2 separate regions of the Homo sapiens genome follow, and region 2 is linked to region 1. The links are chromatin loops, found by intact Hi-C in ENCODE. Cell type or tissue: GM12878. All regions are shown on one strand.

Region 1 (8,000 bases):
ACACTTTCAAAACAATCTTAAATAGCAGTAAAAACATGGTGCATTCTTGTTTTGTTCCTCTCTTCAACAGGAAAGTCTCAAGCTTACTTACATTAAGAAAAAAGCTGACTTCTGGCCGGGCGCGGTGGCTCACGCCTGTAATCCCAGCACTTTGGGAGGCCGAGGCGGGCGGATCACGAGGTGAGGAGATGGAGACCACGGTGAAACGCCATCTCTACTAAAAAAATACAAAAAAAAATTAGCCAGGCGCGGTGGCGGGCGCCTGTAGTCCCAGCTACTCCGGAGGCTGAGGTAGGAGAATGGCGGGAACCCGGAAGGCGGAGCTTGCAGTGAGCCGAGACCGCGCCACTGCACTCCAGCCTGGGCGAACTGACATAAAACATCACATATTGTTGAAAAGTATTTTTAACTGAGTAAAAATATGTATATTGAACTAGCAAAGTGGGTTTTCTACATAAATATATTTATATTATTTTCTCCTGAATTTTGATACCATAATGAATTTTTTCTTAGATTTCCTAATACCTAACTACGCTTCTTTTGTTGGAATAGATTTCACTTGGCCTTCTTTTTAATATTGAGAAGGTAAGGTTCAAGTGGTTAAATCACGATCTTCTGTCTTCAGTTACTCCAGGGGAAGGAGGGCAGCAGGCAGATTCTACTGTGGAAGAAATAAGGTAGTTTATTTTATCTAATCTCTTTTGAGTATATTAATAATGCATCTCTCCACATTCAAACTAATTTGTTTTTGGTAGCAGAAAAGTCCTTATCTATTAAATGCTTTCACAGAATGTACCTGTCTAGCATGCTATGGCAAGTAAGCCTGGAATAAATGGATTATTGTGATTTAGTTCACTGAAGAATATCACATAAATTTTGCAACTATCTGATTCAAAGATGATATTTGATGGCTAATACACCTCACAACTTGAAATCTTATTTATCCATCTAACCCAGACCATGTTTGATCTAGAAAGAAAAGACATTATATAACATCGTGCTAAATGCCCCAAATCTCTCCCAGCTCTGTCTGTGCCTCTTGAATGATTGTGTCTTTGAAACTATTAATGAAACTTGGTATTGAGTTACAGCTTTAATCATTTTATTCTGATTTGCTAACAATCTGATCGTGTGTGTTTTTACAGATTGATACTATGAGGATTGTTTTTCAGACCTATTATTCATAATATTAGGGTAAGGCACTATTGGGAAGAGAAAAAAAGGAGGGTTGGAAAAAACCCCAAGACGATAACCTCATACTTGGATCTTGTTGAATCATCTTTAATATGAAGTGGTGAAAATTTTGAGCCAGATTATAGTATATCAGTTTGACCAATGGAAATGGAAGGAAATGGACTTTGGATGGGAGGCACCTGGTTCATGAATTAACAGGGAGCACAGGCCAAAGGGAATTTAACAAAATTTTCTATTGACTTGCAGTTGCTTTCAGTGTAGTAAGATTCTTTCCTTTAGCATAAGAATTCAGAATTTTGTCAGAAGCTAAAAAACCATCCTTGAATCCATTGGGATCTTTTGACTTTTCATATTTATATAAGGATTTTATATAGAAATATTTTCTCAAAATATTTTAAAATTGTTGTGCCTTCTCAATTTTTCTCTTTCTTCATCTTATTTTTCTCACCAGTTCTTGATTTATCCTCCATCTCTGTTATCTCCTAATTTTCATAATTTTATACATGTGCTACACTATTGTTAAAATTAATTTTATGTGATATTTCAAGCCAATAAATAAACTCTAAATGTTGAGAACTGCCTCCTTCAGCTTATCCACTGACTTTTTAAATTGGAAAAATATCTGTTTTAGCTTTAGAAAATGTGTGTGTGTGTGTGTGTGTGTGTGTGTGTGTTTGTGTGTGTTTGTGTGTGTGTTTGACATTGTATGGGTGTGGATGTTTCTTGGTTGTACCTAAACACCTAAATTCCTTAAGAATGTTATTATTACTTATATAGATTTCATCAGTCTTTTGAGAATTTTAATTTTGCTAGTATACCTTCTTCTTATTAAAACTAAGTGGCTACTGGGTCTCTCTGACAATTAACTTTTTTGATTGGCTCATTGTGACTCAGTTCATGTGGTGGGACAATTCTAAAGTTAAGGACTTGCCTCTTGGTTCAGTCCTGGACTTGACTACTTACTAACTCAGTAACCTTGCTTATATGGCTTAATCTCTATGTCAGATTTCTTATCCGTATAAAACAAAAAATAATGATGTACATTATGTAAATTTGTTGTTTTACATATACATATTAAATTTATATAACAGCATATGGCACCTAGAATTTTTTTTTCATTTCATTGAAAGTACAGATTAGTAGAAATGTTGGCAAAATAAAATGAAAAAATACTATATTATTAAAAGTAAGTTATGTCTCTGACAAGGTTGCAATTAATTCTAATTACTTTTTCCTCCTGCAATGAATTTGCCCATTTCCTATGAAGATATTTTACTTTTACAATCACATAAAAGGAAAAAGAAAATAGTTGGTATCAAAACACAAATTCACCACTGTCCTATAAATAGCCTATTGTTACAAATACTATAATTGTATGCATATGAGAATTATTTCCTTATAAACATAAACCAATGTTGTTTATGTTTTTTTCTTTCAAACTTTTAGAAAGATTTAGGCATTACTAGTTATTTTGTATTCATATCTTTGAAATAACCTTGCCTGTCACGTTAGGTAAGGGAAGATATGCAGTCTCTGGGAGGTGACAAATTCTTCAACTTTGTTGCACTTTTTTTTAGCCTCAAAACAAAATTATGGAGTCAGTTCAGCTTAAATCATATATTTAGATTATGGTTTAACAATGTTAAACTTTGGCAATAAGAAGAATAATTATGATTGAATATTTGTAAAATGAGTGAATGAAATTAGACAATGAAGAAATCACATGCTGAGGCAAAGATTAGGCATTATTTCCTCTAAGACTTGCAGAATGCTCATCACCTCAGATATTTAGAGCTATTTCACATTATAAAACAGAAGTGGGGCTTTGTTATTTGGTTATATTGTTGTTTTTTTCTATTCTTTTTAGCTTAGACTATAATATCTTTAAAAAATAGTAATTTATGGAAGGTTTGGCCATTTTGGCCATTTAATATGGAAATATTTCGGTTTTAAGCATACATGAAGAAAAGTGAGGTTTCTGTCTTTCAAAACAGTGGCTAATGACCACTGTTGGCAGGGCCTTATGACTCTTAATGAAAACTGAATTAATTTTAAATTAATGGAAACACTATGTAGACTAACATTCCTGTATTTACTTTAGCTTGAATAATGTAATTAATTAGAAGGACTATCAGTTCCCAATAGCCTTCATTAAAATTATTTTATACCATCTATTTATCTACTATAAAACTACAAACATTTCTTTAATTATACTAAAATATAAGGCAAGTATCAATGAAACAAGGAATATTTTCATTTTAAACTTATTTTTATATTTTTATGCTGGAAAGAAATTAAACTTCTTGCTGCTTCAAATGAATACAGAAAGTAATATAAAAGATGTCATTTTGCCAAAGTTCATAAAATAAACCTTAAGGAGTATATAAGGGGAAATTCTGTAGGTAGTGTGTTATTCTAACAGAAATATGAAGCCATCTCTGGCAAATATTTTAGTAGAAAATAGTAGGAACGTAAATATTTTTGGTTTCCAGTAGCTTAAAACTTGGAAAATGTATATCTGACAATTATAAAACAAAATGTCGCTATACAGACATAATCAAATGTGATTAAAATGTCACTTTAATATCTGCAGTACTGAGTATAACAATCTGATCTTTTTTGTATATATTATGTAAAAAATATCTAAGGACAGTGCATTCATTCATTAACAGAAACACATTTCCAAGAGAACCCTGCCACCTTCTGTTCTTAATGTTTCCTACTATTTTCTTGCTTCAAAATCAAATCAGTAGAATACAATTGCTAATTTAAATACATCGTAGGAGTAATAGTTTAATCAAACACAAACAACAGCTTTATTCCTAGAGCACCATTAACCTTTATTTCCCCATATTTATTAATTTAGACACGCAGAATAATGTTTATTAGCACATTTTTGTTTTTTTCAAGAAGTTCATATGTAGATTTTACAGGATACTTCTTAAGAGTGTGCATAAATATATCTTCCTCTTGTACTAAACTATTTCATATTTGATTTTCATCTAATGCTTTGCTTTTATTGTACATGTAAGTTATGGCTGGAAGTAGAATTCTTAACACATAAAACAAAAATTTCAGAAAACTCTATTAGTACAAACTTAGAATCCAAAATAAAAATTAGATAAGATAGCAAATGATTAAAGTTAGGATTAGGATTGTTTAAAACAGAAACCTCCACCTACTCTTTTTTAAGTGCTAGGTGGCATGTTTATTAACTTACTAAAACGTACGTCAAAAAAATACCTCGGGTCTATACTTATGGGCACATTATTAAGGAAGAAATACTATAACATGAAGTGATATGAAATTACTCCTATAAAGTAAAACAAGACCCAAACCCATTCCTGCAAAGATATTCATACTCTTGTAATTTTTTGACATTGTGATTTTGATATTTGAAAAGAAATCATTAAAATTGATGTTGACAGTGTTAGATACTCAGCTTCCATCCTCACATTATTGCCAAGACCATACAACATAAAGTTAGCTGCAGAACAAAAATGGCTTAATATACCAACTGTTTATTCCAGGATAAAGGTAGTAAGGCCATTAACCCTTGATACACCCTGGAAATGTAATCCATATTTTTCTCAGAAAGTATTTTATGTTATATAGTTTTTTCCTAAATATTTTGAAAATGACATCATTTGGAAGGCTGTTTTGTCATAGGGACCAAATACTGTATATTTGGCTATCTGACAATCTCTTTTTCTGAATATGTAATAAAAATAGGCATATATTGACACCAATTGTATTTTTTATAGTATCCACACCATAATTGTGAATGTGCATGCTGAAATAATCTCTATGAATCAATTTCTTTACATGGTACTTTCTAGTTCCCACTCATTTGAAATGAAATGTTCTAAAGGACTCCTGAGAAAATGGTGTTGATGGAGACAAAAGAAGCCTGAAAGGGCTGTTGCATGGGTTAAACTTCATAATCATTGCTACTTAAGACTTTTAATAAAACTCTTAATAGGCATCTAATATGGTTTGGATGTGGTTTTGAGGCAGAACAATAGGGAATTAGAGTAACTAAGGGTTAAGGCAGTATCAAAAAAAACCACAGGTGCAGCTAGTTCTAAGCAAGATTAGGCAGTATACAGGCCACATCCTTTCCTGTAGTAACAAGACAGAAGTTTCCACTTTAGCCTCTGATTGACTGTGGGCCAGGCCTCTACTTTAGCATCTGATTGGTCACAGGCCAATCCTTCATAGGCTGTTACCAATTGGAGGCCTCTAAAGGGCACGTGGGGGGTGCTGCCAAGTTATTTTGGCTTTATAAAAACCCTGGGGAGCATTGCATTAGAGAGGCTCTGGAGGTGCTTGCTCAAGTCTGTTCCCACTCTGTGAATTGTACTTTCGCTTCTTCCATAAATCTGTGCCTTTATTACCCTGTTCTTCTGTTGCTTGTCTTTCATTGCTTCTTCTTTTTGTGCGGTTTTTTCAATTCTTTGTTCAACCCGCCCAGAATCTGAACAATTCTCAGTCAAGACCTTCTATCCGGTACTGCATTTTGGCAAGACAGCCAGGAGGTAAGCCCAAATTTTGGGACTGCTTTATATTCCTTTTCTCATAGTGGGGCAAAGGACTCCTGTTTTAAGTATGAATTATTTTTTCATGAGAACCCAGAATTTTTGTTTGTTGACACATACCTCTGATTTCATTAATAGTTTAAGGTATATTGCGAGGTCCCTTGTTTAACGAGGGTTACAGGCTGAAGAAGCTTATCTCACTTGGTCTGACGCAAAAAGCTGAGCGTTATATCCCAGCACTGAGGGAATCATAGTAGACCATTCGATTGCCTATGGTGGGAAAACATTCAAAACAGCACTGATACCCACTCTAAGGTCAGAGATGCATGACACTTTAAGGTCAGAGACACTCTAAGTTCAGAGACGTCTGAAACAAATAGGCCCTCCTTGGGGCAGACCACTATAGGTAACACCTTTCATAATCCTTTCATCTGTACAGCTTCTAAGACTGTCCCTCAAAAAGAAAATCCTAAGACTGAGCTGAACATTGTGGATGACCCCTCCTATAAAGGCCATTTGTCTCTCAGGAGGAACTACAGCTGCCCCGTATAACCTTTTGCCAAATGCTCCAACCATGTAAGGCCAGGCAGAAGAGGAAAAAATTACCCTAAGCCCATAACACACCCAAAATGTAACACTCTACTCAGCAGCTCCCCCAGTACAATTGCCTCTCAGGGAAATAGCAGGAGTAGAAGGGCCAGTTCAAGTGCAAGACCCATTTTCCATAACTGATAACCAACAATGTAAGGAAAAATTGGGAAGGTACTCTGAGGACCCTGGCAGGTTTGCAGACAGTTTCCAAACTTTGTCTCTGGCTTTTGATTTATCATGGAGATATGTCCAATTCATTTTGGCAACCTGTTTCACCTCTATGGAAAAGAAAAAGATTTTTGAGGCTGCCCCCCATGAGGTGGACCATATGTTTGTCCAAAACCCCAGGGCAATCACCTGGACCCAGACATGGTGCCCACCACCAACCCAAATTGGGTTTATAATACCCCTGTCTGAATGAACAAGTGAGCAGTTTCTTGAGGGACTCCTTGGAAGAATGAAAAAAGGGATAACCAAGGCCATAAATTATAACAATGTCAGGGAAGTCACACAAGGAAAGGAAGAAAATCCAGCTGTGTTTCATGGCAGGTGTATTTCATGGGAGGTTAGAAGAGGCCTTCAGGAAATATGTAAATTTATACCCTTCATCTCCCTAGGGTATGATGCTAATGACACAGCATTTTATCAGCCAGTCTTCCTAAGCATCAGGTGCAAACCCCCCAAATTGCAAATGGGACCACAAAGTAATCAAAATCAGCTTATTGATACAGCCTTTATAGTATATAAAAATTGTGACAAGGAGAAGGAAAAATGAGAACAGAGTTAAGAAAAATGGCAAGCCAATATTATGGCAGCTGTCATTTGCAATGCCCTGAATGCTCAAAGAATGTCCAAGGGAAACCCAAAGGGCCATAAAGACAATGCCAGCAAAGGCTCTTGCTCCAAGTGCAAGAAAAATGAACACTGGGCAAAGGATTGCACTAAGTCCCTGCCAGCCTCCTTCCATCATTGTGAAGGGACCAGTCATGACCCCTGGCACTGGAGAATTGGCTTCCCCTACTCAGTCAGTCAAGACTCTAGCACTGCAAAAGGAGGAACTAGATGAAGACTGAAGGATCCTGGGGCCTTTCTCACTGCCGCTGTCCTGGAACATCACCATTACTACTGAGGACCCCTGGGTTACTGGTTGTAATGGGTACACAAATTGTTTCTTTTTGACACAGGAGTAAGTTACTTTGTCCTTACTGCTTATGCAGGAAAACCCTCCATTAGGACCATGATTGTTATAGGAATGGAAGGGAAAGATAAAGTCAGGCATTTTGCCCCTCCTTTAACTGGCTAATTTGAAAAACAAATTTTCCAGTAGGAATTTCTAATAGTACCAAGCTGCCTGGTCCCCCTGTTTGGATGGGATACTATGATTAAAATAGGGGCACTGGAGTGATTTAAGAACAGCCCACCAAGATTGCTAATGGTCAGTGATGCAGACAATGTTCCAGGACATGTCAAGAAACAAGTCAACGCCCTAGCATGGTATACTGGGATGCCTGGAAAGGCTAGAATGGCAGTGCCAGTCAAAATACAGCTTAAAGACCCCAGTCATTTTCCCAACTGAAACCAATACCCAATTAAGCTGGAAGCAAAAAAGAGCCTAGTATTCATAGTTAAGGAGTAGCTTGTCCATGGACTTCTAAAACCCTGTAATTCTCCTTGTAA
Region 2 (8,000 bases), 270 kb before region 1:
ATAAAGACACATGCACACGTATGTTTATTGCAGCATTATTCACAATAGCAAAGACTTGGAATCAACCCAAATGTCCAACAATGATAGACTGGATTAAGAAAACGTGGCACATATACACCATGGAATACTATGCAGCCATAAAAAATGATGAGTTCATGTCCTTTGTAGGGACATGGATGAAATTGGAAATCATCATTCTCAGTAAACTATTGCAAGGACAAAAAAACAAACACCGCATGTTCTCACTCATAGGTGGGAATTGAACAATGAGAACACATGGACACAGGAAGGGGAACATCACACTCTGGGGACTGTTGTGGGGTGGGGGGAGGGGGGAGAGATAGCATTAGGAGATAGACCTAATGCTAAATGATGAGTTAATGGGTGCAGCACACCAGCATGGCACATGTATACATATGTAACTAACCTGCACATTGTGCACGTGTACCCTAAAACTTAAAGTGTAATAATAATAAAATAAAAATAAAAAATAAAAATTAAAAAAAATTTAAAAAAGAACATTACGGAAGGAATAAATGAAAGTAATTTTAAAAAAAGAAATTAGGAATACAATAGTAACTGGAACATGACTGCTGCTTATATTAAGTGCCTTTTCAGTTATCATTTTTCATGACTTTAACCATAATCTTTATGCTTAACTCTTAAAATGATGTCCCTAGTCTGGCTCTCTCTGCTAATTCCCAGTACCACATTTCAACTTGCTTCTTTGATATTTTATCCTGGAGGAGTTGCTGTCATACAAACTCAGTATTTCTAAATTAAAACTTACCTTTCTTCCAAAATTCATCACTAGTTCTACAAATACAAAAGGGACACCTAACATACATCTTCTTCATGCAAAATCATTCATCTTGTTATTCCCATTTAAATGAATTTGACTCATCTCTGCTTGTCACCTCTGATGTGAAACTCTCTCCTAGGCTATCTGTGGTCCCAAGCACAACACAAGTCTATTAGCAATTAATTATCGCTTTCATTTTTCTGAGGAAGCAATAGTCTCAACTCAGGACCACTTTCATCTTTTTTCCCCTTTAGCTTTATTTCTTACTCATCACGTAAGCACAGATATCTAAAGTGGGAGAATTTTCCTTTAGCCAGGGGTTGGGGTTAGAAGGTGGGAGATGGGAAGGCATTTTCCTTCTTTTAAATTTTGATATTTTTTCTCTCCCTAAAAGTCACTATTTCTATTGTAATATTTGCCTCAAACACTGTATTAATAAATTTAGGCATGGGGCATGCAAAAGCCAGAGACTGGCTATTTCTTTACTAAAATCTCATCCTAAAACAGTGATGAATATACTGCTTGGTTTGGAAAATTAAGGTGGAAATAACAGGAGAAAAAACGTCTGCTAATAATACAGTATTGTTTTCAGCTGTATTTTAACCTCTTTGTGCTTTACTTCTTCAATAATAAAATAAAGATAACTGTACCCATCTTTCATAGTTATAAAGATTAAATAATACAACACTCGTTAAGTATTCTCATTTTTATCTTATCTGAATGTCATAGACTTCACCTTTAACATCAAATCAACTAATTGCTGTTTGTCACAAAAAGAATCAAGCAGAGAATACGCATGTTTAGGAAGAAAAATATCAGTTATGAGTAGAGTTGCCACAGGATTATCGTCCAGATGCGTTTTCTGCAATATTAGTGAAACATTACTCTCTTAGGGGCTGTGGAAGGGTTGCAGGTGATGCTGGGAAGCTAGATGTTCTAAAGCAATCCTAGAGTACTTGTCAGATGTCTTGATTAATTGCTGTTTTTGAAGCAGAAGTAAGAGCATCATATAACCGTGAACAAACACCAGACATCCAAATAAGCTCCCATCCAGTACAGCTCCACACCAGCCAAGGTACTCAGCTGTAAACTAGAGGTACTTGCTTGCCTTCTAAAGTCATCAATGAGCTTAGCCAACCAGCAAATGATAACAATAAACAACTATCCATGCATGAAACAAGAAATCAGAATTTTATACTTGTGTGCATGCTTAAGCTAGGAGAGATGCCAGTCATTGAGCTTTTTTAAAAAAAGAAAGTCTGTGGAAAAAACAAGATGGCTATTTAGAATCCCCTTCAAGACCCTGGGAAATGTACCCAGTGTCTTCCTAGCTCCACCAGTTTCTGCATATAGTGGAAAGAAGCTGTGGCTCCTGGAAGCCCCAGGAAATAAGCTACCTGCAATATGCAGAACAATTAACCTAAAGCAGATTCTGGCTGGTAAATGTGGGAGATGTGCCTTTGTTTGGTCAGGCAGAGACTTCCCTGATGTGCTCCTGTTAAGATTTTTCACACACATTTGAATTGCCTGCATTCAGCTGCTCCCCTGGCAGAAGTATTCTAAAGGCCTCACTTCTGTCACCCTGAATGAGTAGCTGGGTTGAGAGGACTGAGAGGATTTGAGAGGATTTATGTGGAGTGGCAATGAAGAGATACCCCCACCTGGGGAGTGGGGATAGGGTGTGTCTCTTCGTAGCTCCTCCACATTCTGCAGTTTGCTCGCAGTTCAATTATTTACTGAAAGTGAGTAACAAAATCATGTGTTTAGGCCTTTGATTAAAGAGAGGATAATGTTTTGTTAGATAAGTCAGCTGCAGAAATTCAGTCTGAATGTGGCTGCTGCCGCAGCTGAAAGGTTTTGATTTGGCTAATCACAGAGGTCTTTCTCAAACACTAACTAAGGACTCCAAGCAGAACAAATTCATTCCTGATGAAGTCTTGAAACCGACAACATGGAATAATTTGAATCACAGACCTGTAAAATTTGATCAGGATGGAATTAAACAACTCTCCTGAAGTGATTTGGCAGCCTATTTTAACCAAGGCACTACAGTGACACTGGGTAGCCAATGGAGGGTCATTTTTATCTGTAATCTTGCTCGGATTTCTGCTTCCAAAAGGAATTCTGAGGCTCATACCATGGAGGTTGTATTTGCTTGCCTGAAATCAAACTTGAAGATATGGCACAATACTCACTCGCATGCTCTATTCACTACCATTTATGGCTTCATCATTTTCAAAAGTGTCCAGACCTCTCTGGGATCCACTTATGTTAGGACCATATCTTGGGGGGTGATGGTACATATATATGTATTACCATCTGTGTGCAAAATAATTTCTTTTTATTTCTCCTACACTTTACATCTCATACATTTTAAAGGATTTAAAGTACACATAGATGGAGAGAAAATAGGAAATTAGCATAAGATCATCAGCCCAACCTTGAACTACACTGGCCCCAAGGTAGAAATTCTCTTTGAGTGGAATCTTTTTTCTTTTTTTTTGAGACGGAGTCTTGCTCTGTCACCCAGGCTGGAGTGCAGTGGCGCGATCTCAGCTTACTGCAAGCTCTGCCTCCCAGGTTCACGCCTCAGCCTCCGGAGTAGCTGGGACTACAGGCGCCCGCCACCACACCCAGCTAATTTTTTGTATTTTTAGTAGAGATGGGTTTTCACCGTGTTAGCCAGAATAGTCTTGATCTCATGACCTCGTGATCTGCCCGCCTCGGCCTCCAAAAGTGCTGGGATTACAGGCGTGAGCCACCGCACCCAGCCCTTTGAGTGGAATCTTAATGAAATATATTGACTCATTCACTTTTGTTTTCATAGTTTACTGGTCAGGCAATATTAGCTGGGCCTTCCGGGGACAGGGTAGATGAGAGGATAGAGTCTAAGTGGGAAGAGAGATTCCTCGAGTCCTACTCTAGATGCTGTAAATTCTGTTCTTGAATATAAGCAATTTGTACATTGTGATAAAAGACTCTCCTTTATCTTTGCAAGAAAATGTTAAAAATCATTATTAAACCATTTTACCACAAAAAGGTGCAACATCGAAAAAACATATTTTTAAATATTATGATCTACTTTCTTAGATATAGGTGTAATGAAGGAAACTTTCTGAGGATGGTACATAGGACAGAGCTCATCAAATTTTAGAAGGTGTATGTGGTGGTGGGATGAAGGGTCAAAATGGCAGCCGATTACAAAAGAAAAGAAGATCTAAAAAAATCAATATCCAAAATGGACAATAAAAAATAAAATTACTGAATTTCAAAGAAGGAAAGTGAGTAGGAGGTTTAAGAGAATGATAAAATGAAGATGATCCAAAAATGTGGTATAAAAATTGTGCATTTTTGAAGCAAACATCATATTATATTTTATTGATAGACCTTACATGTTACTGATGCTTGGTGACAAGAGAAATGTTATTGCTAGAGCAAGGAGTCTGTGGGTGGCAAGCCACCCAGGCGCCGAGGCAAGAGACCAAGGACATGAGCTGTTCCAGTATAATAAAATATAAAACAAGAATAGTTATACCAGATATAGAGCTTAGATATGATTATATATGAATATCATTAATCATTAGTTGGTAGTAATTACTCTTTATCCCAATATTATAATAATCCTCGCTCTATAATCATAACCTAGGAAAAACCAGGCCACACAGAGATAGGAGCTGAGGGGACATAGTGAGGTGTGACCAGAAGACAAGAGTGAGAGCTTTCTGTTATGCCCGGACAGGGCCACCAGAGGGCTCCTTGGTCTGGCGGTGACGCCAGCATCTGGGAAGACCCCCATTGTCAGGCGGACCGTGGTCTAGCGGTAGCGAAAAGTGTCAAGGAAAACCATCCGCTACTTAGCAGACCGGGAAAGGGAGTCTCCTTTTCCCTGGGGGAGTTTAGAGAAGACTCTGTTCCTTCACCTTTTGTGGAGGGCCTGACATCAGTTAGGCTTGCCGGCAGTTATCCGGAAGCCTAACCGTCTCCCTGTGATGCTGTGCTTCAGTGGTCACACTCCTAGTCCACCTTCATGTTCCATCCTGTACACCTGGCTCTGTCTTCTAGATAGCAGTAGAAAATTAGTGAAAGTACTAAAAGTCTCTGATATGCAGAAATATGGCATAAGCTGTCTTTCTCTTTGTCTCCTCTCTCTCTCTGCCTTGGCTGCCAGGCAGGGAAGGGCCCCCTGTCCAGTGGACACGTGAACCACGTGACCTTACCTATCATTGGAGATGACTCACACTCTTTACCCTGCCCCTTTTGCTTTGTATCCAATAAATAACAGCGCAGCCAGACATTCGGGGCCACTACTGGTCTCCGCGCGTTGGTGGTAGTGGTCCCCCAGGCCCAGCTGTCTTTTCTTTTATCTCTTTGTCTTGTGTCTTTATTTCTACACTCTCTCATCGTCGCACACGGGGAGAGACCCATGGACCCTGTAGGGCTGGTCCCTGCAGGAGTCAAACAAATCGCTGGCTTCTCACAGCAATGAACAGGGTCTCTCACTTCAAGTTATTTATCCAGTGGCATTACTTCTTTGTGTTTTCTGAGGCATGCAGAGTGACATTGTGGGTAGAGGCCAGAGGGTGCTAAAGCCTGAAAGTGTGACATTTGCCTACAAATGCATATAAAAATGCACGTGCTCAATGTTTAAAACAGCTTTTAAATTCAAAGGAAATTCTTTTTAAACTAAGCTTTGCTCTTCAAAATGTTGTAAAAATTCCCAGGGTAGAAGGAGGTCCCCTTTTTAAAAATTTTCATTAAGCAATAATCCATTCCGATAATAAGCATCAAGAAAAGGAAATTAGGTCTACTAACGTGACACATTTCCTTTAATATATATAACTTAGTTCCTTTTTTTTTTTTTTTTGAAGATGCAGTGGCACAGGTAAAGAAATACAAACTTTTCCCTACCACAACTCTACCCTAAAGCTTAAAATATTTTTAAATGTCTCTGATGCATTTACTCAAAAATATATATTATTTATATTTTAAGCTACCCAGTCTATGGTATTCTGTAACGGCAGCCTAAACTAAGACATGATTATTCTTAACAAATCACAATGTTTCTTTGCCATAATTATATATATTATATACACTTCTTTCACAAACCATTGTTTGTGAAATATAAGGCTCATACAAGAGAGGCTGATTGAAGAAGTATGTATTGCTGAGTCACAACAGCAGAATACAAAAAAAATTTGGTCTCCTTTAGTGAATTCTAATGTCAACATTAATTTAAAGGAGAGAAGAATGCTCTTAATAAGTTTGGAAGCATTTATTTATTTGTGGTTTGTTGTGGCTTAAATGTTTGTATCACCGCCAAATTTATATGTTAAAATCCTAACCCACAATGTGATGTAATTAGGAGATGAAGCCTTTGGAAGGTGATTGGGCCATAAGGGTGGAGCCCTAATAAATGGGACTTGTGCCCTTATAGAAGAGACCTTGAGTGCTCACTCCCTCTCTCTTCACTATGTGAGGATACTGCAGGAAATCAGTCATCTGAAAATCAGGAAGAAGGCCTTCACTAGACACTGAATTTGCTAGCACCTTGATCTTGGACCTCCCAGCCTCTGGATGGTGAGAAATAAATGTTTGTTGTTTGGCAGGGTGCAGTGGCTCACGCCTGTAATCACAGCACTTTGGGAGGCCAAGGCAGGTGGATCACGAGGTCAGGAGTTCAAGACCAGCCTGGCCAACATAGTGAAACCCCGTCTCTACTCAAAATACAAAAATTAGCTGGGCATGGTGGCACGCACCTGTAATCAGCTACTCAGGAGGCTGAGGCAGGAGAATGGCTTGAATCTGGGAGGCGGAGGTTGTGGTGAGCTGAGATCACACCACTGCACTCCAACCTGGATAATAGAGGAAGACTCCATCTCAAAAACAAAACAAAACAAAACAAAACAAAAAAAAAACAGTTTGTTGTTTAAGCCACCCAGTCTTTGGTATTCTGTTATATTAGCCTGAATTAAGTCCTGATTATTCTTAATAAATCACAATTTTCCCTTGCTATAAATTATTTTAAAATAAATTATATAAAAATGCACAGAAAATGAAGACCTTAATTAAAATAAATTGGAAGGCATTCCAAGTGCTATTAACATTAAGTGATAGGCCCATTTTCTCTGATTTACCAGAACAAAAGGCAAGTCATTTGACATTTCCTTGGCCTTAAAATATCCACCTGGAAATGGAGATGCTAATTTTAATGTAATTCAGATAACTGGTAACATGTATAACTAATATAAATGCTTATAACGTATTGTCCTGCATATACATTATTATGACAAATGTTAAAAGAGAATATTTTGTTTTTCTGATATTCTCATGTTGATTCCAGAGATAAAGACATACTGTTTAAAAGGAAGAATTTGGATCCTTGGGAAAACAACCAGTAAAGATTTTGACAAATATCTATAGACTTCCCACATTACTTACAAGTTGACTATAGACTCCATCACTGCCTTCAAGTATGATAAAATTGCTAATTTCATGGGGTATGTCTAAGCTCTTTTCTTTGGTTTCTCTGAGGTACTTTTTAAATGTTTATTGGGGCTATCTTAAAACTATCTTCCTTTGATTCTTCTGAAGTTGCATTTTAAAGTTTTGCTTCCCAGTGACTCATGCTTTCTTCATTTCCTGTTTCAGCTTCTCTTCTGCCGTCTGCTCCATAAATGGGGCCCTCTGCCAAGTTTCTGTTCCCTTTCTATGTTTTCTCTCTTATACATTGTATATACCTCTATGGCTTTAAATGTTGCTACTAAGTTAAAGATTTCTCAATTCATTTATTTGGCAGCATATCTCTCTTGGTTCCAGTTAAAATTTCAGCTCCCCATCCGTAAGCTTTACATGTGCATCCTATGTAATATTTCTGGCTTCCAGCCTGTTCTGATCATGTTGCACTTGGAGAATACCTTTTCCTTGGTGAATTTGCTTCCTGATTCTCCCCGCTGAATAGCAACCACATCTCTAATTCAAACCTCTCGGCTCCAGATCAGTACATTCAATATTCAACTGGTTCTTTAATAATTACACATTAACACAAAAAAGTTACAGCAGTTCAACTTACCATACACAGGGTTCTTGATTTACCACTCTTCAATCTGATTCTTTTCTGGTGTCCTTTGCCTCAGTGAATTATATCACTCTCTATATTGTTTCACAAATTAGAAACATGGGCGTTATCTTTGACTTATCC

The links. A loop is a pair of places that touch in the nucleus more often than their neighbours do. Peaks named below come from ENCODE experiments on the same cell type or tissue, not always from the same donor. Only the 100,000 strongest peaks of a DNase experiment are listed, where the experiment ranks them.
Region 2: a loop joins it to region 1, with 7 times the contacts of the local background. A loop is called at or near these places in 9 of 110 quality-filtered maps.

The regions. Positions count from the first base shown.
Region 1 is chr5:101,042,005-101,050,004 of GRCh38, forward strand. No RefSeq gene overlaps it. Among named protein-coding and RNA genes, the nearest start is that of ST8SIA4, 140 kb to the left of the region's middle. In GM12878, no CTCF peak of the experiment used is centred here; a DNase peak (open chromatin) is centred at 3,899.
Region 2 is chr5:100,770,399-100,778,398 of GRCh38, forward strand. No RefSeq gene overlaps it. Among named protein-coding and RNA genes, the nearest start is that of MIR548P, 42 kb to the right of the region's middle. RefSeq lists enhancers at 6,369-7,568, 7,340-7,409. In GM12878, a CTCF peak has its summit at 4,547 (motif pointing right); a DNase peak (open chromatin) is centred at 7,473; H3K4me3 peaks cover 412 bases; H3K27ac peaks cover 1,733 bases.